Linked DNA regions of Homo sapiens: regions 1 and 3 are each linked to region 2. Evidence: chromatin loops called from intact Hi-C (ENCODE). Cell type or tissue: CD4-positive, alpha-beta T cell. All regions are shown on one strand. Links, peaks and the distances in the headings refer to the core of each region. The heading gives the core; the rest is flanking DNA.

Region 1 (9,446 bases), core at 5,928-8,427, 62 kb before region 2:
CCTGCCCCCCATCCCATATCAGGTCCTGTGCACCATGGGGAAGTCAACAGAGTGGCAGGATCCCTTCCTCTAGAATCACATAGGCACTGTCAAGAAAGCCATTCAGACAGACAGCCAGCAGACCAAGCAGGAGTTGGCCAGGGTTGGGGTGGTAGCATCCCAGAAAGGAGAAGCATAACCAATATCCCAGAGGCTGCAGGAGGAGGAAAAACCTTCAGCACTGGGGGATTGCAAAGAGTTCAGGATGTTTGAAAGTAGAGCGCAAGGGAAAGAGATGACAAGGGAGGAGGTTACCAGGAGCAAGATCAAGGAGAGGCATGAGTCCAATGTCTGGACACTTGCCCTTTATCTGGAGGTTGGGTTTTGAGTGAAAGAGTAATATGATCGGACTTCTATTTTAGAATGACCACACTGGGTACAGTGTGGAGAATAGATTGGGAAGGAGAAAGACTAGAAACAGGGTAGCCAGTGTGAAATGTGCCTTTTTAAAAACATATATTGTGATGATGATGATGATGGTGGCCAGAACTAAGCACCGGGAGATTAGAATGGAAGAGAAGAAACTGACTTGAGAGCAATGCCAGGGGTAGCGTGGACGGGGATTTGTGATGAATTAGATACAGGTGATGAGGGAGTGGGAGAAAGCAAGGGTAGCTCTCACGTTTCCGGCACTGGATGAGGAGAGGTTTGGGGAGAAATGCAACACATAAGAGCATTATTCTCAAAACAATGGGGTGCGACTTGACTCAGCAAAGCAAAGCAAGTGTGGGGACCTCAGCTGGTGGTCCAGTGATGGATGCAGAATCACCTTGAGGCAACATACCTGAGTTGCTGGCTTGCCAAGCAAGGGTTTTCCCTAACCTTTATAGTAGGAGACACAAAATGACGACAATGGCAGAGCCAGAATTATGAAAGGCATCTAGAAATCAATTATTTTCAAGTATCTCAGTGCTATTGAGAAATCAGCAAGCTTTGTGAGAGCAGTTGAGAGAGGAAGCCCAGTATATGATTAACTTGGAGAGGGCACAATTAGTCTCTGGCTGTTTGAAAACCAGGTTTGAAAAGTCCTCTCCTGTTTACAAAATAGTGGAGGCAATTTCCAAGGAAGAATGTTCTTTGCTCTCTGCACTAAGAACCAGAAACTGTCTCCAAAGGAATGTCCACTGGCATAACTTCCCATGTGGCTATGGTCAAACTATAATAGAATGTCTGCTAGAAGTCAGCTTTTTCTGTCCATTCTGCAGAAATAGGAAATTCAGGACAGTTACAGTAACCCAGAGAAAGCTTCTGTCTCTTCCAAAGCAAAGAATCTTATTCTGGTTTATTTATATGAGTATGATTCTGATTAGAAGGAAGGTTGAAGGTAGATCAATTGGTGATGAAATGGATGGGAAAGAATAGTGTTATGGGTTGAATTGTATCCTCCCAAAAAGATATGTTGAAACCCTAACCCCCTAGTACCTCAGAATGTGACCTTATTTGGAAATAGGATCTTTAGAAAGGTAGTCAAATTAAAATGAGGTCATTAGGGTGGTCCCTAATCCAACATGACTGGAGTCCTTATAAAAAGGGGGCAATTTGGACACAGAGACAGGCACAAAGGGAAGCTGATGTGAGAACACCATGTGCACATGAAGACAGAGATTAGAATTATAGAATTATGCTCCTACAAACCAAGGAGCTCCTGAGCCTACTAGAAGCTGGGAGAGACCAGCGAAAATACCTCAGAGGGAGCATGGTCCTCCTTCAGACTTTTGACCTCCAGAAATGTGATACAATGAATTGTTCTAAACCACCGTTTGCAGTTATTATGGCAGCCCTCGAAAAATACAAATAACATAGCTCTTTTAGGAATCTGCTTTTATTTCCTAGTACAATGTCCATCGCTAAATAAATATTAATGTGGAGACCACAACACTCCACGGACCTGTCTCAGAGATCAGGTGGTTGTTAAAGTGACTGGGTAAATAATAAATGATGCGAGAAACCGCTTCATCTGATGATGAAATATGCACTTCAGGCTGTGATGATGTGCTTGCCTTCTGGCTGCCAATTCTTGCCCTGGGAAGCACTGAAATAGAAATTGTGGTTTCCGGCTCTGATTCCTACTGAGGAGAGATGAAGATGTTACGAGCCATTGACTCCTTAACAAGTGTACCTTGTCCAGGTCCAGCTTGCCACAAATCCTTCTTTCCAATGAGGAAGCCCCAGTATTTTACCCAGTTCCTTTCCTGTGTTGGCCAGCCTCTTTGCACTTGAGTTCCAGCCTTCATTTTTCTGTCCCTGCAGTAGGATTTTTGTCTTGCTTCCCTTCTTCCTGACTCCTATTAAGGACAGAGTCCTGCCCTTGATTTGAAGGCCCTGGGTCTGGGTCTCTGCTCCTGAAGCTCTACTTCCTTGATCTCCGTCATGTGTTGTGGGTTCATACTCCACTCCTCTCCTATTTGCCCCTCTTTATTTATCTGCTTGTGAAATGGAGAGATTTGTAGGCAGGTCTTCCCTAGTGCCAAGAGCAATCTGTCAGAACATCTTTCTAGAGTCAGCTTCTAAGACCCCTTGTTCTCTTGCCCTGTGTTTCTAGCTTTTCTTGGTGTCTGGGTCTTGAGCCTTCCTTCCCCGGGCCTGGTCACTGTAATTGCAGTGACTGCTTGTGCTGGGACCACTCACCTGCTCCCTTTAGGCCCTGTAAGCTCAGTATCGGATTCCAGCCAGCTGCACTGATTCTGCAGTGTTTGCTTGTCTCTACAAAGCTCTCTTTGCCGCTTGACTCAATCAGCCAAGACCTTAAAATAATTACCTACCCTAAAGCCTCTCTGAGAAGCCCAGTATAAATCCTTACAAATCAGGTTTTTAGAACTCAGCAAAACATTCAGTTGAAAGCTCACTGCTCTATTCACAATGGGAGGCACACTGGCACAATCCCTTATTATTTGCATTGCATGAATTCAACGCCCGCAAGTCGTCTGTGGTGACACCGCAATTCAACCATGGCTTTGTTTTCACTTGATGGAAACACTTGAGCACAAAGCAAATGCTGCTTTGGCTCCAAGAGCATCAACCACCAAATCACCTATGCTTTTTTGGATGCACCCTGTAATGGCCCACCTGGGAGGCAGGACAAAACATGGAGAGGAAGCCAGGCTTTTATGTTGGCCACTCCTGGCTTTACGCCTTGGTAGATGGGTAACTGGACAAATTACTCAACTTTTCTGAGCCTCATATGATGCAATCATAATGAATGTGAGGACTTGAGAACTGAATGCTTGTTCATCTTGACTTTTCTGTAGGATTTCTTAATCTTAGTCACCCCATGTCTAGTCTTTGGTCAACCGTTTGTCTCTGCTTAGATGAACAGCAGGGATGTGGATTCTGTTTCTGTCTTGATGAATGGCATTCTTACTCCTCTGCCTTTTCCTTTTCAATTGATCACTTCATATCTTCTCTACCTTCGGGATATTTATCTCATGTTGCCAGCCTCTAAATAACAGACCTTTTGAAGCATGTTAGGCCTTTAGGCAATTTATCCAGACTCCCAGTCTCATGCTTTCACCTGGGTTATCTATTCTGCTATCACTTTTGCCCTAATTTTGATCCATCTCACATGGAAATCTGCTCCACCATGAGATTTCCATGTTGTAAATTTTGGAGATAAAACACTAGGCCAGAAGGAAAAAATCCAGACTGAGCATAGTGGCTCACACCTGTAATCCCAACACTTTGGGAGGCCAAGGTGTGAAGATCGCTTGAGCTCAGGAGTTCGCCATCAGCCTGAGCAATAAGCTGAGACCTCATCTCTACAAAAAAATTAAAAAATTATCCGGGTATCGTGGCGCACACCTGCAGTCCCAGTTACTCAGGAGGATGAAGCGGGAGGATTGCTTGAGCCTGGGAAGTTGTTACAGTGACCCGTGATCACGCCACTGCACTCCAGCCCAGGTGACAGAGTGAGATCCTGTCTCAACAAAAAAAAAAAGAAAAGAAAAGAAGGAAAAGACCCAGATTGCCACCAATGGCTCACTGGGCCACTCTGGAAGTGATGTCAGTGGGCTACAGGGTCTTCTGCAAAGTGTAGATAACTGCATATGTCCTTCCTCTACCCTTTCATGGGGTATAACATGGACTATTGAATATTTGAAGTTGTTTTTAGCATTCAGAGCCCTACAAATATGAATATTTCTTGCTCTCTGGATATCTAAGATGTGACCAGATGTCATGAGACTTGTGTGTTTGGGGGGTGTGGGGCTTGTATGAGCAGAAGAGGCACGCGGGCAATAGAACATGCCACAACATATTTGAACATGTAGCAGGTCAGCCAGACTTACTGTGGGGGTAGGGGTAAGGAGAAGCACACTGTTCTGGGCTGCTGTGAGGCTGTGAGTCTGTTGGTCATAGTGGACTTATTCATTGCAGATCTTTAAATCACATGCTGAGTGGGCACGTTAAACAGAGTTTACAGAGAGGTACACTGTCAAGAGAAAGTACAACTGCTAATAGAGTGGGTTTTAAATGCTCTCACTACAAAAAAGAAAATACGTGAGGAGATGGATATATCATTAGCTTGATATAATTATTCTAAAATGTGTATTAAAATATCACATTGTAATCCCTAACTATATATAGTTATTATTTGTTAATTAAAAATATGTGTGGGCTGGGCATGGTGGCTCACACCTGTAATCCCAGCACTTTGGGAGGCTGAGGTGGGCATATCACCTGAGGTCAGGTGTTCGAGACCAGCCTCACCAACATGGCGAAACCCCGTCTCTACTAAAAATACAAAAATTAACTGGGTGTGGTGGTGGGAGCCTCTGATACCAGCTACTTAGGAGGCTGTGGCTGGAGAATTGCTTGAACCCAAGAGGCGGAGGTTGCGGTGAGCTGGGATTGCGCCACTGCACTCCAGCCTGGGCAACAAGAGGGATACTTCGTCTCAAAAAATAAAAAAATAAAATAAAAACGTGAACAAAATCTTAAAAAGAGTAAGAGTTTCTGGCAGACTCAATAGAGGCAAACTAAGAAAGATGCAGAAAGCAGCCCTTAGGACGGGTGAAAACACATTTAGATCACTCAAATACCTTATCAGCTAAGATTATTATGCAAGTGTTAAATTCCAGTAAAGGAATAGACTAATTTAGAACATAATCACTTGAACAATGTAAGAGTTTCTGGGAAGAATATGGACTTTTGCATGAAAAATTAAACCATAAAAGTTGTTTGTCTAACATTTATGAAGACAGGATTTCTGAGAAGGGAAATTATGCCTGCCGGGATGTTGCGTATCCAGCCCAGAACCAAAGCTTCCCATGTTGCTATGACAAATTCCCTTATTCTCTGCTCCAAGGACATGGTGTGGTGAAAGCAATGCTGCCTTATGGCTTGGATGTGGTTAGCTCAGTTCTCAGCCAAGGTCATCCTGGAAGGACAATTGACGTTTGAGATAACGGGGTAGAAAATAACATGTGTCTGAAAACTTCCATGCAAATTAAAATTAATAAAATGTGTCCCACCGGCTAGCTTCATGACTGTGTTTCAGATGACTGTGCACTTTCTAGAAAACATTTTGCCTTTTTGTTCAAACAGTATCCTCAAAGATGACTTCCTACTATCTGCATCAGCCTTGTTTATTTCCAGCTGTCACATGCTCCCTCCAAGAACAAAGCTTGGCCACCCCTGAGAATGTTACAAAGAATGAGCCAAGGCTCCAAAGGAGAGGGCTCTAAGAGAGACACTCTGGAATGTTCAGAGCTGTGGCAACTATCTTGTTGCATGTGTGTGTAGTTTTCCCAGGAAACTGCTTGGAGGATAACTACTGCCATTTGGATGCACTCCTTGGCTACGTGGGTTTTAATTAGGTGTGCGGCTTTAGGGTGACACCCATACTAATGCCTGTAGGACTTATGTAGTTAAGTGTTTTCTTTCTTTTAATCCATCCAAGTAAAGGAGCAATAGCACAAAAGGCACTTTGGTAAGGGTTGCAGTGCTGAAAGGATGTTTGTTATTAAACGGTTGCTTGATTTTTAATCATTGACTAAAATGAAATAAGCATTCTGGAGCAGGAGAGCATCAGGCAGAAAAAGAGAGATGAGGCTGGGCGCCGTGGCTCATGCCTGTAATCACAGCTACTCAGGAGGCTAAGGCGGGCAGATCACTTGAGGTCAGGAGTTTGAGACCCACTTGGCCAACATGGTGAAACCCTATCTGTACTAAAAATAAAAAAATTAGCTGGGCGTGGTGGCACACACCTGTAATCCCAGCTACTTGGGAGGCTGAGGCAGGAGAATCATTTGAATCCTGGAGGTGGAGATTGCAGTGAGCCACTGCTCTCCAGCCTGAGGGATGGAGTGAGACTCTGTCTTAAAAAAAAAAAAAAAAAGGAGCGATGAGGCAGGGATTTCATTTTCTATTCAGTGATTGGAAAGAAGCAAAATACATTTCTTTACGTACTGATATACAGTAACACCTTGATAAGTTTTTAGGACCTAGTCATTCCCACATTATTGTGATTGCCATCACTGGAAAAGGTTATTTCAAATAAGTTCCCCTCTGAACTTTCTAAGGACATATTAGATTTTTTGTCTGTCAGAGCACCACTGTAACACCATTACCATTCCAGTGAAACAAAAAGAAACTCAAGACTGTAAAATTAGCTTTATAGTGTTTGCCATTGTTTCACAAGTTACAGTAATTCCATTTATCCGGAGAGAAAAAAAAGGTGATGGAGACACATATGGAAATAAAGGATTTGACAAGTAAACGGATGAATTCATAGCATACAAAAGTAGGTATTTAAAGCTGTCTGGTCATTGTATGATTGGGTTCAGTGATGACAGAGTATCCACAGTTAGTGTGAGATTTCCGACATGCACCAAATAGTAGCTCAGCCTTGAGAAACACAAACCACCATTCTGCTGGAGCAAATCCAAGCTTAAGACTCACTTAAGAACCATGGGAAAGCAAGGACATATATCTTGCAACACTGTATAAGGATCAGATGTGGTTCTATATATAGCAAGAGACCTAAGTGTGATCAAGATTTTGGTAAGTACACACTGCCAGGAGTTACAAGCAGTGGGATTGTTTGCATATAAAATCTACATGTCATTTGGGATTTCCATCACCATAACATTCCCATGAATTTCATTAAGTAGCATTTTGGAGTCCGTCCTTCTGGAATGGAGATTCTGTTTACAAAAGCCTTATTTTTGTAACTTACAATTCCATGACACCTTACAGAAATAATTCCTCAAAAATGGATCCAAGTCGGCTGCTATCCTTCCTCTCCTGGCTGCTACGTAACACTTCGTGTCAGTACACAAACACAGCTTCCTTTTGTGATCTGGAGGTTTGTTTTTGTAAAAAGCCGCTGATACAGTCATACTTCCTGTAATGATTTGATGTAATACGACATCCTTAATCCTGAGATTTGATTGCAGATGAAAGAATACAGCTAAAACTACAGTGAATGAAAAAAATCTTCCCTTTGAACTTCCCTCCAATCACCTTCTTGGAAGCTCTTTACTCTTCTATAATATTAAGTAAATTTGCATAAAGTAAGTCAGCTGAGAGATCACGCATTTCCTAGCTCAGAGTCAACAACTTATGGTTTTTTTTTTTTAAGGAAATAGATACTCTATAATCAACTATAGTAATTCCCTTGGAGTCTAATTTTGAGTAGATCTAACTTTTATTTACTGAAATATTTTTGAGGGTGAAATTTGAAATTTTAAGTAGGTGGGAAGGCATGGACACCAGATAAGATTTGGCCTTGAATAAAAATAAAATTATAGCTAAGTACTACATCATGTGGCAAGGGTTGCTAACCAAACAAAACTTAGTGATGGACTTTTAGGAGGACTCTTTTGTAAAACCATCAGCCTAATTCTGCAACTGGGGCTTGAGAATCTGGGCTCCTGTGCACCCACGTGGAGGGCGACTTTGAGCCCATCCTTCTAGGGTGATGCCCCAGGGAAGACCATTCCTCACTATGGAGACTCAGACAGTGCACGCTGCTCCACACTGCACACAGGAGTGTCAAAGACTGGGTTCCCCGTGTTCAGCTGAAATTTTCCCTTGATAATTGGGCAAGCCAGGGAAATATGTTTCTGGAATACTCCCTGACTCTACTACTAGTTGTATGAATATCATAAACTCCAAATAAAGAGGCATGTATTTCTCTTGTAGAAATGGGCATAGTTTGGGATTATGTGAACACTCTTTGTAAATTTGTCAGATTTGGCAAATAACTATTCAGGACAGGAGTTTCAGTTAAGTTTGAAGATTTGTCTAATTTCCAAGGCAATTTTGTAATATATGGGGAAAAAAAGGTTGCATGTAAGACATTTAAGGTATCCTAAAAAAGTCTACACAAATAAAAAATTACTCCATATAGGACATATTCTGCACATACAGAGTGCCTGGCAGCCCTAGCTCTCTGGCATTATATTCAGATTACAAAGACTTTGCCTACATATATGACATCGTTGGCTTTTATACTCGTGTATCAGTTCTGTCCTTTGACTTCCACCATCCTTTCTTGTAATTTTTATTAGCTATTAAGTATCAACTCCAATCAACCGCCTTCTCTTGGTCTTCTATTTTTACACACTGCCAACATACCAATTGAAAAGTAAAAATTCCTGCCCTCAAATATGTGGATATCTGAATGTCCATAAATTCCTAATTTGAATTTGAATTGATTATTTTTTAACCCACCAATCTATTTGACTTTATAGAATGAACAGCAAATATGAAGAAACAGTCAACCAAGCATGTATGATGTTGAAAAGAAATTGGGTGCAAGATAAGGAGGGCCATAGGGTTAAGTGAAGTGAAGTGTCTGAAGGTCTAGTTTTGCCACGTTTATTTTCTTTTCTTTTCTTTTTCTTTTTCTTTTTTTTTTTTTTTTTGAGACGGAGTTTTACTTTTGTTGCCCAGGCTGGAGTGCAGTGGCGCGATCTTAGCTCACTGCAACGTCCACCTCCCGGGTTCAAGCGAATCTCCTGCCTCAGTCTCCTGAGTAGCTGGGATTACAGGCACGCACCACCACACCTGGCTTGTAGGCGGGCAGATCACGAGGTCATGAGATCGAGACCATCCTGGTTAACACGGTGAAACCCCGTCTCTACTAAAAACACAAAAACAAAATTAGCCGGGCATGGTGGCGAGCGCCTGTAGTCCCAGCTACTCGGGAGGCTGAGGGAGAGAATGGCGTGAACCTGGAAGCGGACTTGCAGTGAGCCGAAATCGCGCCACTGCACTCTAGCAGCCTGGGCGACAGAGCGAGACCCAGTATCAAAAAAAAAAAAAAAAAAAAAAAAAAAAAAAGATAAATTGAAGTTTACAAAGGGTAAAGTGTATGCAGTTAACCATTTAGAAGTGAATGTTAAGCTTTTGACCTTTAAGTGTAAGTAAGTCCTCCTGGGAGGAAGAAAATTAAGAGCCTCTTG
Region 2 (10,628 bases), core at 4,762-7,261:
CACCTCTTCTATTGTTGTCTTATTGTGGTTTAACTCTGAATCAACTGTACAGGGAGGCTCCTAGGCCAGACTGTGAGGTATGTGTGCCGTGGACCCTATCTCTACCAGATGGCCAGACACGTCTTACCTACAACAGACTGACTTTGAACCCAACACTCCAAGACCCACTTTACAATATTTGAAATAGAATATTACAGAAAATGCGATTATCACCCTGAATAATTTCAAAGATCAACTGGAGAAGACAAAAGTAGTGATTCATTCTACATTTCCTTCCATTTTCATATTTTAGCAATTGGTCAATTGGTGCTTGACTGATGATCAATCACACATTTCAGCTTTAAAAACAAATCACCAAGCCAATGGGATATCTGTCTTTCAAGTTGGCAATATCAATGGACAGGCCAGGTGTTTGATTCTACCTGCTGTATTCCGGCACGTCCTTCATCACCAAGTTCCATCAAACTGTCTGAAGCATGTGAACCTCCAGATCTCTTCTGTACTGATATTTCTTGCTATGACATTTCAATTCCTGAGCATAGATCAGGCCCCTTTCACCCTTTTCCAAGTTTAGTTCTTGGCCTCTGGAAGAGCTAGCTGGGTACACACTGCATGTTTTATGGCCCTTTATTTGCTCCAGCATGTAGTGATATTATTAGGCTATAACGTCCTCATTTGTAACATACTGAACCACCTCCCTATCAATCCATACAGTTTATCCCTCTAATATCCACAGAGAAGAATGTCATTCAAACCCTGATTCTGCACTAATACCCCTCCTTCTACCTGGCATCAATGCAAGAGGGCCTAGGAGAAGTCCCAGGTCTCATCTTGGGTATTTATTATTAGCAGAACTGGGTAAACAACTAGGTTTTTCACTTTGGGAGCTTTCCCATTGCAAAATTGTGCCCTTTTGCCAAATATTCTAGTTATTGTGGAAAAACTGAGCAATGCGAATTGGCTAAGTTACGTAAAGTGAAAGATCTCAGCCCAGTTGTCATAAAAATCTAAGGGACTTCACACTGAAGGACTAGCAGGAGTATAGAAAGAGGGTGTTGTGAACTCAAACTCTTGACTATTCCTTATCAGCCCTAGCAATGCACAGGGGCTAATTCAGCAAACATTTCCTAGAGAAGCCACAACAAATACATTAAGCTAAAAATGAATTCAAAGAGAAAGCTGTCCAAGATCATCTTATTCTATCATTGCACTTCAGCTTATCAAATGTGCACGTAGAGATGATGGAGACTCCAGCTGAAAAAGAGATGATAAAGAATGCCTAATAATAGGGTACTGGTTTTTCTTATTTTTCTTCTCCTTGACTGTCTGACCTGAAGAATAAAAGCTAGAGAATTATGACTGAGCCAAAGTCAGGCTTCTGAAATTAAAGTCAAACATACAGTCTTTAGTTTCCTTGGTGTTTGACCACACCTATACAGACTAGACATGCAGTGACTGTGTTTTCTTTACTTCTTCATTAAGAAAAATTCCTGGAGTTGTTTCACCTCCATGCATTTATTCCTGATCACATGCTGGAGAATATTTCCTATCTGTCATCCATTCTGTTCCACTGGCTTTGGTTTGCCATTGTGGTCACCCTAACTCAGAGTGATAGTTGAGTTATGACTGAAAACTCACCTCTGCTTACTTCCCTTCTGAAATCTGTGTGTACTTAGTAGGCAGCAGTAATTCTAAAGGTGCAGCCTTACCATTTATCAATCAGTAAATAACATATATCACCTAGTACGCACATCAGAAAAAGTACTTGGGTTATCAATTTAAACAATCATTGCAATCTCTTGGGCAAAAGTCATTATGTTTTGTTTTTCAAATTGCTCAGTGGTATGTCTTATCTTGCCAGTCAAATCTCATTTTACAGTGTGGACACCAACAGCAAAATTGAACCGAAGCTGTAATTCTTGCCTTGGGACACTAAATGGTTATATTCTTTCTTTCTGGCAAGGAGTAAAGTCCATTGGGGGTGCAAGGGAGAAATGTAGGTTTGGTCTTAGCTATAGATTCAAATTCTAGAGCTGCTACTTACTAACTCAATGATCTGAGGCAAGCGGATTGACTTATCTGAGATGGTTTTGCACTAGTGAACTGAGAAAAACAGTTTACCTCCCAGGGTCCTTATGCAGTTTGGAGAAGGGAAGGCATGGGAATTGTCCTGCACCACGTGTGTTCTGTCAGAAGACATCAGGGAATGCAGCTCCATGGTGAGGGGCAAAGGTGGCCAGCATCAAGGTCCTCTTCCTGCTGGTTGCACTCAGACAGGGAGCTCCCTCTGTTTTGCCTGAAAACTCACCTCTAGGAACAATCATGTGCAAAGCCATCTTATAATACAGGAGTTCTCATCTCCTCTCATGTTTGAATTGTGGGACACAGAAGCCGTGCACTCCAGTTCCTTCAAGATCTGCTGTTTTCACTAGAATGTATGCAGAGATCCTGAGCTGCCTTAAAATATCTTAAACAATTTGCATGCCCTCAAAGTGCTGCTGCACCTCCCAGGGAGAGCAATGTAGGTACTAGGCTTTTCTGAGTCTTATTCTAGTTCTTTTATTGTCCAACCACTTGAATAGTTAAATAGTTTAGATTACTTGAATAAATATAATTTAATTAGCTTGTTCCTAGGAAACCAAGCTTTATCATGCCAGTTTTCCTGAAGTGCCTTGCATTGTACTGATAAGCTATAAAGTTTGTGCCACTTAGTTAACTTTCTAACTTTCTTGGCTTTTATAGGATGTGTGTATTCCCAGCAATCAAGTGTGAGAATCTATCTCTTATCTTGGTTACAGAACTTAACGAAATATTTGTCGCTGCTCAGTTACCCCTTCTGTTCTTCATTTGTTGATGAAGTGCTTATACCACCTGACACTGAATCAAGTACCAGATATAATTTCTGTGCTGCTGTGTGAAGGCGCAAAGATATGTCTGCTATTTGCTGTTCCTTGTGATGTGGTGTGCTCTTACTAGCAATAAGTTTACAGTGAAAATGTTTACTTGAATTGTAGAAATGCACCTGGATGGAGTGAACATAGCCCAAGTTTGGAAGCAATAACACTTGTCAGTTCACTGAGTCCTAGAGATGGAATTTTAGTTTAGTTAACAGGAAGCCCACGCCAGCAAGGTGCTTTCTAGTGTTTGTTTGGTGTTGGATTTCTTCCTCAGATTGCAGTGAGTGGGGTGAGATTGGGAGGCACAGGTGATGGGAAGCTTCTTTCATAGTTGCACACTGGACCATGTGAATGTTTATGGGGAACATATGAGAACATGTAACCTAGGCACAAGCTGAAATAAAAATGACAATACTGATGCCAATCTTTCATCATAAGGCTAACCTTACATGTGGCCATGAAGAACATATGGGCATACAGAGTAACAGAGGATTCTATTAACTTCAGCATTTTATTCAATCAATCCATCCATCTACCTACATATCCATTCATCCATTTATCTACCTATGCATGCATGCATCTTTCCATCCATCCATCCATCCATCCATCCATCCATCCATCCATCCATCCACCTATGCATCTATCCAACCATCCATTTATCCATCTATCCATCCGTTTATCCATACATCCATTCATCCATACATCCATCCACCTATGCATCTATCCAACCATCCATTTATCCATCTATCCATCCGTTTATCCATACATCCATTCATCCATCCATCCATCCATCCATCCATCCACCTATGCATCTATCCATCCATCCATTTACCCATCGATCCATCCATCCACCTATGCATCTATCCATCTATCCATTTAGCCATACATCCATTTATCCATCCATCCATCCATCCATCCATCAATCCATTTATCCATCCATCCATCTACCTATGCATCCATCCATCCATCTGTCCATCCATCCATATACCTATACATCCATGCATCCATCCATCCATCCATCCATGCATCCATCCATCCATCCATCCATCCATGCATCCATCCATCCATCCATCCATCCATCCATCCATCCATCCATTCACCCATCCATCCATCCATCCACTTATGCATCCATCCATCTACCTATGCATCCATCCATCCATCCATCCTTCATTTTTTAGTTTTATTAAATGACTTTTCCTCTCTCTTAAAATTCAAGCTCAGTGTAACTTCTAACTTTGAAAGTTTCCTGTCAGAAGGGCTAAGTTCAAGTGTGGTTCTCAATATGCATTTATTCTATTATGAACAGTAAATCCCTGATGTTAAATTTGCAGAGTGAGATTGGTATTACCAGTCTGATAGATAAGCAGGTAAATAACAGCTCCCTTTAACCCACACACACACTCCTCATACCAGCCAGGTGCAAGTATTGTGGTAATAATGCAGACTAATGTAAAACATAATTTACCATCTAAAGATTATGTTGAAATTCTGCTTCCTTTGTAATATGTTCCTCTTTTTTAAAAATTAAAATCAAGCATTGGAGAGATTCAGACTTTGTCTGTGTTTTTAACACTAATCTTAACTAGCATTTTTAAAATGTTACCTCCAGGTCACTGTAACTCATCTCTTGAAGACCCCAAGCAGATAGTAGGGAATATAGAAATATTTGCATCCTTCACATTAGCTGCAACGAACTCAAAGCAAATCAAAAGCAGCCTCAGAATTCTTTTGGCCTGCATTCCACAGAAAGATTCTTCCAAAAGTTAATCTTCATCATATAGGCCAACAGTAACCAATACTCCTGGATCTGATTGAAATTGGCAACACGCAAAAAACTCTAGTGAGCTTAGAGCTTTAAGAAAAATCAAGACTTCTTCAGTGGGCATTATTCTTATTCCTAAGCCATTATCCAAAACAGCAAAGAAACCAGACCCTAGCCTAGATACATGATTCGTTTTAGCTCTGATGATAACAGCTGCTATTTGTTGAAGGTTTGCTGTGGATCAGGAATTAGATTTAAATGCCTTATGTCTACCGTGTCATTTAATTATTAATTTATTCTTATAGCATATTGACTATCATATCAACAAATCAGAGTATGTAAGACAGGTATTATTCTTCTTACTTTATAAATGATAAAACTAAGTCTTGAATTAAGTCACTTGCCCAAGGTCAAATAGTTGGTGAACTGAGAAGCAGAAATTCAAATCTTGATCTCACTTCACAGGCCTCACCTTGAATCACTGTACTGGACAGCCACCTCTGAATTCAGTCTTTGTGGGTGGTCTCAGGGTTAACTGGGCTGAACTAATGGTTCACACCACAAAAAAGGCAAAAATGGCCAAAAATGAACATGTGTCAGGCAAAGTTCTGTTTGATTTCCAGCTGTAAACACCTTTCATTCTCTTTCTCCTTCCTTCCTTTCTCTTTCTCTCTCTTTCTTTCTTTCCTTTCCTTCTTTCTTTCTTCCCTTTCCTTCTTTCTTTCTTCTTTCCTTTCTCTGTCTCTCTTTCCCTTCCCTTCCTTCCTCTCTCCTTCCTTCCCTCCTTTCTTTCTTTCTCTCTCTCTCTTTCTTTCTTTCTTTTCTTTCTTTGTTATTATAAATGGAATTACTTATAAGGATCTCGTATCCTGGTTTCAGATACAGTCTTATGAAGAGGTTCCCAGCTGAAGAGATTGGAAGGCAGATGGTAGCCCTCCTTTTTTCTTTCCAGTAGTATTTTTAGTGTCATGATGTAATGAAGTAAAGCAGTGGCCTCAACCCTGACCACATATTAGAATCACCCAGAAAGAATCACTCATTTTTTTTTTTAATGTCCAAGAGATTCTGATTTCATTGGTCTGGGGTGGGGCCTGGACATCAATGTTGTTTGTAAGATCCTGAGATGACTGGAATGAAGCCAGGCTGAGAATCAGGCATATGGCCACACAGAGAGGACTTTGGGAATAGAACCAGGATGCGGTAAACTCCGACGTAGAATCCAGGTCTCCAGCCCCGCCTTGCCTTCCCCTGAGCCTCTCTCTCTGACTTCCTTCTGTTTGTAGACCCTGTGATGACGGCGCCTGTAGAAACCTTCTGTGGTCATGGAGGTGTCTGTGCCATTTCCTGCACATCATGAATGAGTCACTAGCCCCTAAAGAGCATCTTAGACCGACAATACCCATGTGTTAACTAGCTCAGGATGTGTCCAATTCCTTTAGCTGATCCTTTGGTCAGCTCCAAGGCCACAATCTGGTTCGTTGATTACATCTTATTAGAAAGAAAAGAGATTCAGAGTACCTGCTGGTAGTCATTCATTCTGCAGATAATACTGTAAAAATTACAAGACTAACTACCAGCATCTCATTAGCAGCAGTTCTCCCCTCCCAGGGCTTGGGAGGAGACAAGGTTTTCCAGGGGTGAAAAGATGTTCCCCTCCCCAACTTACTTGAGTCCTTGAATCCTAGGGTGTGCAGGGACTAAGATGGAACCAGAGATAATGATGTTTTTGGCATGGTTAGGACTTGCTCAGTTCTGCCGGAGGAGGCAGTTGGAGACTGGAGGTACTCTTAGTGTCCTCTCCTGTCAGGCACTTCAATAGCTCTCCCAGAGATAAACCCACTCCAGATCAGATAAGGGCACTGCCTGGATGAAATAGAAAGCACTCCCAGGAGATGCGGAAGTTAGTTTGGTAACAGCCAGGTGAGGAAAGACAATAGATCTATATTCTGATCTTAAGGTCCAATTCAGGTCAGGTTTCTGCACCAAGCCTGGGATGTGTCGTGGTCCCTGCTTCCCTGGTATTTTTAGAGCTTGAACTAAGACACCAAAGTCCACCTCTTGGTCCTAAGTTGTATACAGACCTGGGAGAGAGAGAAGGAGGTACAATCTGGCTTACGTTACACAAAACACATCAAATCTGGTACAATTCTTTCTTTCCCTCTTCTAGACTTTGGTGGGTTCGAAACCAGTTTAACCACAAAAAGCAGTCACTAGCGGCTTTGTCTCAGGTTCAGTTTGTATAAACAAGATAGTCACAAAGACAAAAAAAAAATTAATAGGAGAAATAAAAAGACGGTTACATTTCTTAAGTGGGTCAAGCCTTATATAATCTAAAAATGAAATAAAGACCCAAGCTTGAGGGTCACTTAGCAAATCTTTATTCATATAACAAATGGCCAACAATAGAAATGAAACTTAAATGATCTCATGTAACTTACTCAGAAACACAGTGGAAACAAAGAGTTCGTTTTTAGAAAATGGTTATTTTATGACAATAACCGTCTAGTGCTGGGCCAGCAAACTATAGCTCCCAGGTCAAATGCAGCCTGTCATTTGTTTTTTGCAAATAAAGTTTCATTTCAAGACAGCCATGCCCATTTGTTCACAAATTGTTTATGGCTGTTTTCAGGCTAAAATGGCAGAGTTGCAGAGTTGTGATAAAGAAATATAGGCTGGGCATGGTGGCTCACGCCTATAATCCCAGCACTTTGGAAGGCCGAGGCGGGCAGATCACCTGAGGTCAGGAGCTCGAGACCAGCCTGGCCAACATGACAAAACCCCGTCTTTACTAAAAATACAAAAATTAGCAGGGCATGGTGGCAGGCTCCTGTAATCCCAGCTACTTGGGAGGCTGAGGCAGGAGAATAGCTTGAACCTGGGAGGTGGGGGTTGCAGTGAGCCGAGATCACGCCACTGCATTCCAGCCTGGGTGATACTCCATCTCAAAAAGTATGGCCGCGAAACTCAAAATATTTACTGCCTGGACTTCTTTCAGAAAAAGTTTGCCAACCCTCGATCTAGCAGATCAAATACTATAAAATACACCTTTTGAAACAGGCTTTCTGGGGAAAAAACAAAACAGGTTATTTCCAACAAATGATTATTGAGCACCTGAGTGTAAGTGTTGTCCTGTGAATTTCAGGAAATAAACAGATGCATCTTTAATAATCCTGCCCTTAAGAAAATTACAGCCCAGCAGGAAAAAAAAAATCAGAAAAGAAGATAAACAATTTTAAAGTGTCAAAGCTCAAAAAGCCACACAAAATCTTAACTTTCTAAAAACGTGGCCCAAATCTCAGTAATTATAATGATAAGAAGATTAAAAGCAAGAGAAGTTCAATAACTGAGCTGAAGTCACACAGCCAGGTAGAGAGGCAGGGCTTGAATCCCTATCTTTGTTTCTTCCTTGCATACTACACCATTTGATTTAATCATTTTATTTGTTCAACATTTACCAGGTTTTAATTTAGCATCTACAGTGGGCCCGGCACCCTTCCATAGGATATGGAGACTGCAGTAAACAAAACAGACTTCCTACCCAGACGAGCTTACTGTCTCTTTCCCTTAAGCTTATAAGTGAGCATACAAATAGTTTGTGTAATGAAGATGTGGGCTGGGGGAACACAGAGCAGGTGGCAGGAGGGGAAGGTGTCCCTGATGAGGCTGCTGTTAGATAGAGCCTCCTGGGGATGGAGGAGTCAGCCAAGAAGTTGCACAGAAAGAGCTTTAGCAGGGAAGGCCTCCAGAAGAGAGATGCTGGGCGTGTGTCAGGAGAGGCACGAGGGCAAGGGCTTAGGGAAAGACGTCCTATCGATCTTCATAGGCCATCTGAAGAACTTGAAATGGAGCTACTTGGGGAATTTAAAATGGTTCCAATGTTGGATAAAGCCCCACCTCTTTAAACTCTTTGCCTCTGAGTGCTGGTTTGGTTGGGTCTCAAAGAGTATGTGTGTGAGTGTGTGGCAGGCACCATGGGGTCGGAGTTTCCACATATAGCCCCGTGTGCAATCTTGGTTCACAGTAACCCCAGCTCACTATCACTGGGGCAGAACCTGCATCAGAGAAGCAGCAGTGGAAACAGCGTGCATTTAGGATCAACTTCAAGTTGATTTGGGAAGTGCATAACTACCATATTGCTGGTTCCCTGGTTACATTTTCTGTTTGGGTAAACAATCAAGAGATGGTATGAAAATTGCACATCCAAGTCTTGCCTGCACAAAACAAAATGACCAATTATCACAACGTGGATTAGAGGTGACTAGAGCCCAGAAGTGTGGCCGTGGGCTCCAGGATCATCAGCCTGTTAAGAATAATCCTCTCTGGACAGTGGAAAGCCGCTTTTCAAACACCGACTCTGGGACCATGTGGACAGAGGGCAAAAAGGGAGCAAGGGAGAAAGCCATTTTTTTTTTTTTTTTTTTTTTAGATGGAGTCTTGCTCTGTCACCCAGGCTGAAGGGCAGTGGCATAATCTTGGCTCACTGCAACTTCCACCTCCCTGGTTCAAGCGATTCTCCTGCCTCAGTCTTCCAAGTAGCTGGGATTACAGGTGCCCATCACAATGTCCAGCTAATTTTTTTTGTATTTTAGTAGAGACGGGGTTTCACCATGTTGCCCAGACTGGTCTCAAACTCCTGAGCTCAAGCAATCCGCCCTCCTTGGCCTCCCAAAGTGCTATGATTACAGGCATGAGCCTCCATGCCCAGCCGTGAGCAAGTCATTCTTAAACAATTTAGACTAAAATGTGAGATAATTCATGAAGGGTGGAAATCCCAGATTGCTTCGATAGTATATTTTGCCCAGATTTATTTAGGTAGTTGCCTCAGCATTTCACACTGTAACAAATTCACTGTTGGTAGCAGAGGACCTGGATCTAAGAGGCCAAGTTCATTTGCACGAGATGAAAATTCCACCGTGCTGTCCCAGGCCTCTGCCATTCGCCGGCAGACTGGGAGTGTCCAGCAGGCCCCGTCACAGAGACTGTGGGCTCACCCTGCCCACTTGTGTTTTGAACTCTAATATCCCAACCTTTGCTGAGAAATCTAGAACAAAATCAATACTCCACTGCAGAGGGAGGGTGGCTTGGATGTTTTGCACTTGGAGAAACTGCAAACCTGAAAATTATCAGGAAGAAAAAGAAAAATCTTACCAAAGCGCAAACCAGACACTTGGCACCCACCCTGTGTGACACAGGGCTCCCCGCCTGGCAGGAAAACCACAGTAAAGAACTGATTATGCTGTTAGAACGCATTCCATGGGCTGTCCAGGGCTATTTTTATTTTACAATAAAGTACAATATGTTCCATGATGTTCTCTATCCTGGGCATTCTTCCTTGTATTTGCATACTCATTAATCCTGGTAAATCACAGAGAATCTGTCAATAATTTGAACAAATTAACCAGATTTGGGTGTGTTTATTAACTTCAAGAGCAATATTAATACACATGTATCATTTTTATTATAAGCAGAACACCAGTGGCTGGTACCACCTGTTGAGTATGAAAGCCCTGAATGCGAGATGTGCATTTCAAGAAACTGAGCTCCAGGAAGACAGACTAAATGCCAAGGTTTTACAGACTAAATGCCAAAGTATGATGCTCATCAGCAAAAGGAACCATATTTTTAAATCTTTTTGTTTTTTAAAGAGAGATCAATTTTGAAAATAATGTTTGGTCAAGTGTTATTTGGTCAAAAAATGTACTAAATCCATGTAATAGAGCATTCCAGGAACTTTACCCATAAGAAAATAAATGTTCCTGTTTTAACTTAGACTCCATAAAAATTAAAACTGTTTTGGAAGAAGGAATGGCTTCCCTGTAACATAATGGATATTCAACAACTCAGATGCATTTTGAGAACAACTTTCCATCCACCTCTGAAAGGAAAACAGACAACTGGTGTAAAATTACTCCTAAAGCCCAGACCATGTATTAATACTTGAACTGAAGAAAAACTTCCTTGCTAATGCT
Region 3 (10,628 bases), core at 4,000-6,499, 79 kb before region 2:
CCAGCAGCACAGACATACCCTAAAAGATTTCATAAATGCAGTCTTAGGCCCACGGCAGACTTTTTGAATCAGAAATTGAATTTAAACACAATTGCCAGGTAATTCATCTGTATTGTCAAAAGTTTTGAGGAGCTCTGTGTTGGAGAGCCTCTGTGAAAGTAGGCTGAGAGAATAATGAAATAATAATAGCTAACAGTCAATTGTGAGCTAGAAAATATTATACAATCTTTATAAATATTTAAGCTTTACAGCAGGGGTCCCCAACCACTCCCCCCTGCCGGGCCACAGATGGGTACCAGTCCTGGACTCTTAGTAACCGGGCCACACAGGAGGAGGTGAATGATGGGTGAGCGAGGGAAGCTTTATCTCTATTTACAGTCGTCCCCCACCCCCTTGCTCACATTACTGCCTGAGCTCCACCTGCTGTCAAATCAGTGGCGGCATTAGATTCTCATAGCAAACTCTATTTAGAACTGCACATGGAAGGGGTCTAGGTTGCATGCTGCTTATGAGAATCTTATGCCTTAGGATCTGTCACTGTCTCCCATCACCCCCAGGTGTGACTGACTAGTTGTAGGAAAACAAGCTCAGGGCTCCCACTGATTCTACATTTTGGTGAGTTGTATAATTATTTCATTATATATTACAATGTAATAATAGGAATAAAGTGAACAATAAAAGTAATGCACTTGAGTCATCCTGAAACCTTCCCCCACCCCCACACCCCTGGTCCATGGGAAAATTGTCTTCCACGAAACCAGTCCCTGGTTCCAAAAAGGTTGGGGAGCACTACTTTACAGCACCTCTGTAAAAATATATGCCCATTTTCCAAAAAAGGAAACTGAGACAGAGAAAAGTTTCTTGCCCTGGGTCTGGTTGCTAGTGAGTGACATTTCTGGGTATTCACCCACTGCCTAACTCTAGTGACTGCTGCTCAGAGGAGGGTGTTTGGCTGCAAAGAGAAAACATGACTAACAGTGGTTTAAACTTGGATTAATTGTTACTGAAATGAGGAGTCAGGAAGGGCAGTTTGGGGGTTGATTTAGCAGCCACATGAGGCTGAGTTGCTGTGTCCGCATCTCTGAACTTTCCCTCATGGCTAAAAGACACCTCTGGTTTCAAGCCTCAGGTCCTTCACTGGCTCTTATAGGAGGTAGAGGTTGGAGAGGATGGTGAGAGAGCTCTTTCGCCATGCTTTCTTTCTTTCTTTCTTTCTTTTTTTTAAATTTTATTTATTTATTTATTTATTTTATTTTTATCTTATTTTATTTTTTTTTTGAGACGGAGTCTCGCTCTCTCGCCCAGGCTGGAGTGTAGTGGCGTGATCTCTGCTCACTGCAAGCTCTGCCTCCTGGGTTCACACCATTCTCCTGCCTCAGCCTCCCGAGTAGCTGGGACAACAGGTGCCTGCCACCACACCCAGCGAATTTTTTTATATTTTTAGTAGAGATGGGGTTTCACCATGTTAGCCAGGATGGTCTCAATCTTCTGACCTGGTGATCCGCCCGCCTTGGCCTCCCAAAGTGCTGGGATTACAGGCGTGAGCCACCGCGCCCGGCCATTCTTTCTTTCTATCAGGGAGGAAACACTGCTCCCAGACTCCTCCTGGCAGATTCCCTCTTGGCACAAAGCCTGGAACGGGTCACATGGTCAGCCTAACTGCAAAGGGTGCTGAGGAAGAGAGTTTCTCCTTTCTTCCACTTGAGAGTGGGAGGTGTGCATGGGAGGAGGAAGTTGGGAAAGGGTTTAGGGAAGGGATCCAAGCAGGTTCTGCCCTAACCAACTTTGTGACCTTGGGGAGGCCACTTTACTTTCTTTAACCATAAAATGAAGGTTTTGGACTGAAAGAGATCTAAAGCCTCTTTTCTGTGTAAAGGAATTTATTCCAGAACATCAAGTCCCTTTGACATACCCAACATCCACATGCAAAAGGATGACTGACTGGTGCCGTCTCTGACCTTGGGAATTTGAAGCACCTGGGAAATGGTTGATCTGCTTGGATGGTTTCTCTTCCTCCAGGCTGTAGAATCAAAAGTGTGTCCCGAGCAGCTGGGCTTGTAAGCACTTCAGGGACCACTGATTAAAGTGTGAGGCAGAGCTGCTGCTGTTAATGGTCACTGAGGTGGCTTTATTAACCCAGCTGCCTTGCGGAAGGTAGCGGTGGGACTCAGGAGGTCACATGGTGGACAGAACAAAAGACTGTGTGTGTTTAAGTTGAGCTCTCTGGTTATTTGGGGTAGGGTGTTCCCCCCTTGTCCTTCTTTTTTCTTGATTCATGTCTAAGATGGGTTGTTACATCTACCTGTCCACAGTTGCTTATGAGGTCAGACTCTGAGAGTAACAAACCTGGCTTTGAATACCAGCTCAGCCACTTGCCAGCTAGCAAACACTGGGCAATTTGCTTGGCCTCATTTAAGCCTCAATTTCATGATCTGTAAAAAGGCTTAATGATATTTCATAGGAGTGTTGCGATGATGAAATAATACGATGTGTGTGTCATGTAAAGGCTGAAATTGAGGCGTGGTATAGTGTGCTGCCTTCAAATCTGGTCAAATCAGCAGTACCTCTACTGACCTACCCACAAGAGCCTCTCTCCATTCTACTCTTGCAGATAAGGCTCCAGTCAAGCAACCCACCTTATCAAGTGGACCAGGCACAGCTCCTACTTATCCCTGAGTAGTGGGTATCAGTTTCCTGCTAACCTCGGAATTGTTCAAAGCCCATCACATTCTCCTGCAGGAACCAGGGAGCACCTCACCCTCTTGTTGCTACAAAGCTTGCCACCCACAGCCCCTGCCTGTTCACCCTGCTCCTGAGGGCAACCCCTGTATGGCCAGCATCCCATGCTGTGTTCACCTCTCCCAAGCTGCGAGTGTATGTGAATAATAACTGCCGTCAATCGCATCTGTTAAGCATCGAGTGTAATGTGTTTGGTCATCCTCATAATTCTAGTGTGGAATGTCTCCCTCACCAATGGGGTGAACAGGAGGGAATGAAAACAATGTGTAAAATATTTAGACACCGCAAGATACATATTTAGAGCCTGGCAAATGTTAGTTAAGGCCATTATTGCTATTATTTTGCAAAAGGATAATAATTTGGTTTTCTTTTAACAAAATTTGTTTGGGCAGAATGCTTAGCTCATAGTGTTATTCTTAGGTTCCTCCAAACAGCTTTTCTGGAATTTTGTTTCCCTCATTAGCAATTACAAAGATATGCTAATGCTCTGCACCAAGTGGCAGCTACATGCTTGAGACCAACACTGAAAATCAGTCATGGAATCACTGCATATCTGAACAAGGGCCACGAGAGGAGGCACAGATGGGTCAACTGACTTGAGCAGAGCCACCCAGCAAATTCAGCGTCGGAGTATGGTAACTAGATCTCCTGATCCAACCATCCTTCCCTGCACCCTCCCATCTAGGCTAATGAGGAGAAATGTAATCACGGTGGTAATTGCAGGCAAAGATGAGCATCACTTGGTAAAGCAATATGTGTACTTGAGTTGGCCATATGGAAAATCCAGTGCAGGATATGGGGGTGAATGGTCAGTTGCTGTGTGTCATTGGTGGGATGGAATCTATGGCCTTCTTGGCTATTCTTTACATGAAACATTTCCTGGGGGTGATGGTCCAGTTAAAAGTCCTCTTAAAGATAAAATAAAACTAACTCAAACCAGTATGTCATGCTTCACCAGCTGGTGTTTCAACCAGGGAAGCCCATGCCAAGATGAGAAAGAAGTCTACCCTTCCCATTGCTGAGCTGTGGCTCCTCCTTATCAGTTCCTAGTAGGAGAAGCTATGTTCCCCCTAGGCTAGAGGACTTCACATTCTGGACACTGGCGGCTCAGGGGAGCTCTGTTGTACCACCACTGTGGCCCCAGAACCTGCTGTTGCTGTCCAAATCCGGGGAGTCTAAGGAAATGTCCCATTCTCACTGCTGCTAATAGTGATTAGCAAGCTAATGCAATATGTCCAGCTTTACCACACTCTCCCACTGTCCCCAGTGGCTGCTTTTTATGGCTATGCAAGTAAACACCATCAGCCTGAGAAGGAGTGGCATAAACTGAGCCTTTATCTCTGGTCCTTTCCCTGCCCCATGGTGCAGATCCCACTTTGGGCTCAGCCAAGAGTGGGTCATATCATAATTGGATTAGATCCCAATGTTATTGTTTCATAGGAACTCACACAACCATTTCCTCAGGGTGCAAGGCTGCCATCAGTATGGCTGGGCTGGTGAATTTTCTGGCATCAGGAACCTATGAGACCTAGAACTCCTGTCACCCTCTTATGCCACCACACCTTCTTCCATGGTAAATGCTAGCTCATTCAATTAATTAAAAAATACCAGCAAGGTGCTTTTTATTTAGTGCACACTTATATAGGCACTATGAATATAGGAGGAAAGATGAAAAATTCCAGCCTTCACAAAGCCAATATTTCCAGTGTTACTGCCATTCCCTGCCATGGGCTAAGATCAAGATCAGCTTCATTTGCACAGGTTTTATGCAAAGGGAAGAATTTCTCTTTCTGTAGGATCTATCTTATCCTCCTCTGCAAACTCCCAGGGTTTCTATCAGCAATTAGCACACTATGTAGCGCCAGGCAAGCTGGGAGGTTGGGAGGAGGGGGCTATGTCAGAGGACAATGCCGGAACTCACCTCCCTATACAGCCAGGGCAAGCCTGGTTACGGCACAATGTCCTGTTTCATGAGAGTTCATTTCCTCTGCATCATGTCTATGCACAGAGGTAAGCAACCAGGAATTTCTCTGTGCTCCCTGTAGAAAATCCCCATCTCAAATTACCTTGGCATCTCCATATGCAGATGCTTGTCAGGGGCCCAGTCCAGGCTGCTTGAATAGAATTGGCTGGGTTCCCTTCATCCGCTGTTGCGATTAAGGAATAATGTAAGATAGGAGCAGTCACACCATTACACTCTATTAGCCTGATTTATGTTGGGTCACTGAACCCCCCACCTTAGGTGCCACCCACCATTCTACCCCCTTAGCTACCTACAAACCCACTCTGGGGTAATGGGGTGTACCCACTCTGGGGTAGTTTAAAATCTGTTCACAAATTCTTTGAAACCCTCTTGAAAAGCTGTAACCTATTCTCCTCTTCTTGAGTGTGGCTAGACTGAGTGACTTACTGTTAATGAATAGGTGGGGGAGGAAGCAACATGAGATACTAGGCAATAAAAGATTCTGTGGTTTCCTGTTTGCTTTCTCTCTTGGATTACTCTGTCTGAATGATGCTAGCTTCCCTTGCCTGAGAATCGTTACAAAGAGGAGCATCTGATGAGGAAATGAGAACTCCAGCCAGAAACCAGCAATAAATTGAGGGCTCCTATATGAGCAATGCATTCTCCAGCCCCAATCAAGCCTTTGGATAACTGCAGCTCCTGCCAGCATTTTGACTGCACTTCATGAAACACTTTGAGTCAGAGCCACCTACCTAAGCCACTCCAAAATTCCTGACCGTCAAAAACTTTGAGATAATAAATGCTTGTTGTTTTAAACTACTACCTCTTAAGGTAGTTTTTAATATAGCAGTAGATTACTAATATAAGGCACTACTATATTCTCAAAAACTTCTGAGAATCTTACCCCAAACCACCAGCTTTATTACTATCAGGGTATCATAATGACAGGTTGTAAGTTTACAACCTGTATTAGTCTAGTTAACGCTTGTGTTAATCAGGCTAGTTAACACTAGCCACTGTAACAAACAAGACCCCCCACCCTCGCCCCCGCCAAATCACAGTGGTTTTACAGAGTAAAAGCTCAGTTCTCCTTTGTGAGAAGTCCAGTTTAGCTAAAACATCTGGGCAAATTGTAGACCAAGATCTCTGAGGAGGGGAGGGAGGAATGGAAGAATTGACTATCTTGGTCAGAAAATGCCACACATCATTCATGCCCACACCCTGTTGGCCCAGATCAATCACTGCCACCAACCTAACTACCTGGAAGGCTGCTGGGAAATGTGGGGGAGTCCCAGGAATATTTGACAACTCCTATTGTCACTGCCACACAACCCTACTTGGGTTTTCTAATTTAAAAGCCAGAAAATACATGGCTTTAAAGAGATATGTAATCCATGTTTGTGCTTCCTGCACCAGCCTGGGGATTTAAATGAGAAGCATATTCATCGTAATAAACATTATTCTTCAGATTGTATCAATAATTATTATTGCTCCCTGTCAAATCCCCATCTTAAATTGCTTTTCTGGGAATCCCCAGGGAATGTCTCCTGGGCATTTGAGACAAACGTAATCAGATACCACAAGGAGTTGCCTTTTCCTTCTTCTCTCCTTTTGGGCAGTGTCCATTGCTGCACTCTCTGCCAATGACACTATGAGCAGAAGTCTGCCTGTCGGTGATGAGCAAGCACTGTGCTTCCAGCACAATACAAACAGACTGAGCTCCCTGAGAGATGGGATGACTGCGTCTCTCCCGCTTGTGTCTTACTTGGTCCTCTGGAACCGAAAGCTAAGCTTTAAGTAGAAACAGCTCTTCAGGGCTCACACATAAGTCTGTGGTCAGAGTCATTCTCTAAAACAAAGATGGCGCTGGGCACTCACTCCACCGCCTGCTCCCACCCACCCTCTGTGGTGCATTTCTTCCACCCTCTCCTCTTGCCATCCCTCCACTCATGAGCATCCTATAAGCACCTTTATCACAAGTCTTATAAAGAGAAAAGACATCTGAAGAATGGTGGAGTTCATGCTGGTGGATGATACAAGAATGCTATAGTTCTGCGTCATTAGATTTATGGCTGCTAGGAATACACTGCCTGGCTATTAGAGATGAGAAGCTATTTTAAATTATGTTGTATTTTTCAGCCTTTCCTCAAGCTTGTCCTTATTGAACTTTCCCACCTTTCCCCTCACTTTTCAAGAGATTTTCAAATATACTCGTTGAGCACATTGTGACTGCACACCTAACATGTGCGTAATTCTGGGACATAGAACTCCCTAAAAGTGTGAACTTCCACCTGAACCCACCTTCTCTTTTGTAGGATTTTCCAAACTTCCCCATTGTTTCCTTTCCTAAATAAAATAGTTTGGAAAAAAAAGTTATAAATATTTCTCAGACTTCCTGGAAATTTTATTTAGCATTTTGATAAGTGAAGTGTAAAGAAGTTGAAATATGCAGATCAAATTTCCGTTAAAATACACGAACCCTCATATGAATGAGAGGAAACGTGCTTTGCAAAACCATGGTTTTGGTTTTTCTGAACCAAAGATACTTGAAAAAAATAGTTTGAGACATTCAGCAATTCCACAGTGTGGCTGGGCTCACCCATCCCTAATTTCAAGGGACATTAAATCCATCTGTTTCTCATTCATTGATTCTCAGCTCACCAAAATGCTATTTGGCAAATGTGATGGGACGTCCAGGAAGCTGTGCAGGCTGTTTTTAAGCCATGTTGTTCTCAACTGCGAAGTGGGCTTGGCCAACGTTCCCTTGGATCAGCTTCTTTATCTTCGATATGGTACTTGCAAAGTCCTATCGGATTTGAAACTCTCTGAAGTCAACTTATAGATATATAAGGGCTCTGGCAGCTCAATGGGTCCAGTCCCCTGCCTCAGGGTGGATTTATATCCGAGTTGTTGTGACTCCAGTTTAGTTTTGTCTTCATTGCTCACCTGTTCTTGTGATCAACAACTTTCCTGCTCAGGAAACTCCTCCTTATATCTCTCCTGAAAGGCTCCTGTACTGTAGTGGACACTGTTAATGCATCATGCAGCTCTCCTAGGAGAGCCTTTGCTGGGTCTCTGTCCCCATCACTCAACTTCTGCAAGACTTGCTGCAACAAGCTAGCACATGGAGCTCACAACTCTGAAGCCCTGGGTTATGTTATCCTTATTCCAGGAGAGGGGTCAGGAGTCTCTCACTCCCACTTGGTCAAGGAGATGGAAATGTTGACAGGTGATATGGTTTGGATTCCTGTCCTTGCCCAAATCTCGTGTGGAATTGTAATCCCCAGTGTTGGAGGAGAGGCCTGGTGGGAGTGACTGGATCACAGGGGCAGGTTTCCCCCTTGCTGTTCTCATGATAGCGAGTGAGTTCTCACTAGACCTGGTTGTTTAAAAGAGTGTAGCCCTTCTCTTTTCGATCTCTTCCTCCTGCTCCAGCCATGTAGGACGTGCCTACTTCCCCTTCACCTTCTGCCATGATTGAAATTTTCCTGAGGCCTCCCAGCCATGCTACCTGTCCAGCCTGCAGAACTGTGAGCCAATTAAACTTCTTTTCTTTATAAATTACCCAGTCTCAGGTAATTCTTTATAGCAGCATGAGAATGGAATAATACGACAGGCCTGCACGAAGGAGCTCCAGATTCAGCTCTACCTTTCATCTCACTGACAGCTGTCATGCTTTAGTTTAAATGAATTTCCTCGAGTTGCAGGGATATCTGAACAACGCTCCATATTTCTGATAGTCAGAGATCACAAAAGCACAACAAAACCCTAGATGCTCATAGCCTGGTTGTCTCATAGCTCTGGCTCTGACACTAGGGAAACGTATGAGGCTGCTTCTGCTCACCTGTGACTCCCCCAGTGGGAGAATGGAGGGAGGTGGCAAAGTAATGACAGTCAGCATTCTTGGCAAACAACCCACAGAGTGGGCACTGCCAATGCTGGGTTAGTAGGCAAAGGATTATATGTGTTTTCAGGGAAGTATGCACAGAGCAGACCACCAACTCCTGGGTAAATCCCTGACACATGGCAAGTGCTCAATCAACAATGTTTGATGTTGAACCAGTAAAGCCCTCCATAAAGTGTGGCAAAGCAGGAAGATTTCCTCACTCAGAGGATTATAATTCCTCCAAGGAGAAGCCACAGAGCACAGTGCTTAAGAGTTTGGGATGCTTAGGTTTGAATCCACCTCATCTGCTCATCAGCTGGGTGACCTTGGGCAAGTCCCATAAACTTTCTGGGCTTTTGTTTTGACATTTGTCAATATGAGATAGTAATAGTACCTGCTTTTGTATCAAGGATTAAATGTGTAAATTCATGTACAGCTGTAAGAACGGTACCCAACACTTAGTGTGTGCTTTGTAAATGCCAGATGTGATTGTTATTAGCAACCTCACAGAGTATTAATGTCGCGTCAGGGGAAGTTCCGGGACATGACACAGCTCTAAAAGCATGAGAGAGGTAATGTTAATCACACCCGAGAAGAGAATTCATAAAATGCTCCTCGGCTTCATCATTTGGGGATTGAATAATCGTAGTCTGAAGCTTCTCTTAAGTGTGGAACTCAGACCATCAGCATGGGTATCACTTGGCAGCTTGTAATACATGTGGAAACTTAGGAAACTCCCAAATCTAATGGATCAGAATTCCATTTCAACTAGCTCCCTAGTGATTAGCATGCACATTAATTTTAAAATCCAATTTATTGTGGTAAAAGTAAGATAAAGATCTATTTAAACTGTCCTGGTTGATGTGCTTTGAGTGATGTATAAACCTGTGAATCGTCGTTGCAACTAAGATTCAGAACATTTTCATTGCTCCCAGAGTTTGCTCAAGGTCCTTTCAGTCCATTTCTCCCTCCACTCCTGACCCCAAGCAACTTCTGATTAACTTTCTGTGCATGAAATCATACAGTATGTACTTCTGGCTCATTTTGCTCAGCAGAATGGCTTTGATGTTCATCATATTGTTTTTCTCATCAGTAGATCATTGATTTTTCTTGTATTCCATTGTATGGGCAGACCATATTTTTTTATCCATTTACCGATTGATAGATGTATGTGTGTGTGTATATATATATATATATATATATATTTTTTTTTTTTTTTTTTTTTTTGAGACAGAGTCTTGCTGTGTCCCCCAGGTTGGAGTGCAGTGGCGCGATCTCGGCTCACCGCAACCTCTGCTTCCCGGATTCAAGCATTTTTCCTGCCTCAGCCTCCCCAGTAGCTGGGATTACAGATGCTCGCCACTATGCCCGGCTGTTTTTTTTGTATTTTTAGTAGAGATGGGGTTTCACCGTGTTGGTCAGGCTGTTCTTGAACTCCTTACCTCATGATCTGCCCACCTTGGCCTCCCAAAGTTCTGGGATTACAGGCATGAGCCACCGTGCCCGGCCACCAATAGATAAATATTTAGGTGGTTTACAGATATTTTGGCTATTATGAAGAAGGCTTCCATGAACAATATTGTACAGTTGGCCCTCTGTGTCTGTGGGTTCAACCAACCATGGATCAAAAATATAAATAGCAAAACAATACAAACTAGAATACAACAATAAAAATAATAGGTTTCAAAATCAAATATAGTAAACAACTATTTACATAGCATTTACATTGTATTATGATTATAAATAATCTAGAGATGGTATATAAGAGAATAGATGTAGGTTATATGCAAATGTTATACAATTTGATATAAGGAATTTGAGTATCCTTGGATTTTGGTATCTGAAGGAGATCCTGGAACCAATCCCCTTCAGATGCCAAGGGATGACTGCCCAACCAAGTCCTTGAGTGGACAGATGTTCTCTTTTCACTTGGGTAGTGCTTAAGAATGGAATGTCTGAGTCTTACAATATGTGTGTTTAACTTTTTAAGAAATTGTCAGTCTTCCTTAGTGGTTGTGCTATTTTGTATTCTGTTTAGCA

What was found. Peaks named below come from ENCODE experiments on the same cell type or tissue, not always from the same donor. Only the 100,000 strongest peaks of a DNase experiment are listed, where the experiment ranks them.
Region 1: it touches region 2 in a loop (11-fold over the local background); 8 of 110 quality-filtered maps call a loop at or near these places.
Region 3: a loop joins it to region 2, with 12 times the contacts of the local background. A loop is called at or near these places in 3 of 110 quality-filtered maps.

What each region holds. Positions count from the first base shown.
Region 1 is chr21:38,304,541-38,313,986 of GRCh38, reverse strand. It overlaps KCNJ15 (potassium inwardly rectifying channel subfamily J member 15), which reads right to left. Exons shown (of 3, transcript NM_170736.3): 3 at 6,630-9,446. Among named protein-coding and RNA genes, the nearest start is that of LINC01423, 37 kb to the left of the region's middle. In CD4-positive, alpha-beta T cell, for the core only: no CTCF peak of the experiment used is centred there; a DNase peak (open chromatin) is centred at 7,426.
Region 2 is chr21:38,240,423-38,251,050 of GRCh38, reverse strand. It overlaps a transcript of KCNJ15 not described here. Among named protein-coding and RNA genes, the nearest start is that of KCNJ15, 11 kb to the left of the region's middle. RefSeq lists enhancers at 5,717-5,766, 5,847-5,926. In CD4-positive, alpha-beta T cell, for the core only: no CTCF peak of the experiment used is centred there; a DNase peak (open chromatin) is centred at 5,970.
Region 3 is chr21:38,318,529-38,329,156 of GRCh38, reverse strand. LINC01423 (long intergenic non-protein coding RNA 1423) reads left to right here. Exons shown (of 6, transcript NR_110545.1): 6 at 2,612-2,798. Among named protein-coding and RNA genes, the nearest start is that of LINC01423, 22 kb to the left of the region's middle. In CD4-positive, alpha-beta T cell, for the core only: no CTCF peak of the experiment used is centred there; a DNase peak (open chromatin) is centred at 5,236; H3K27ac peaks cover 274 bases.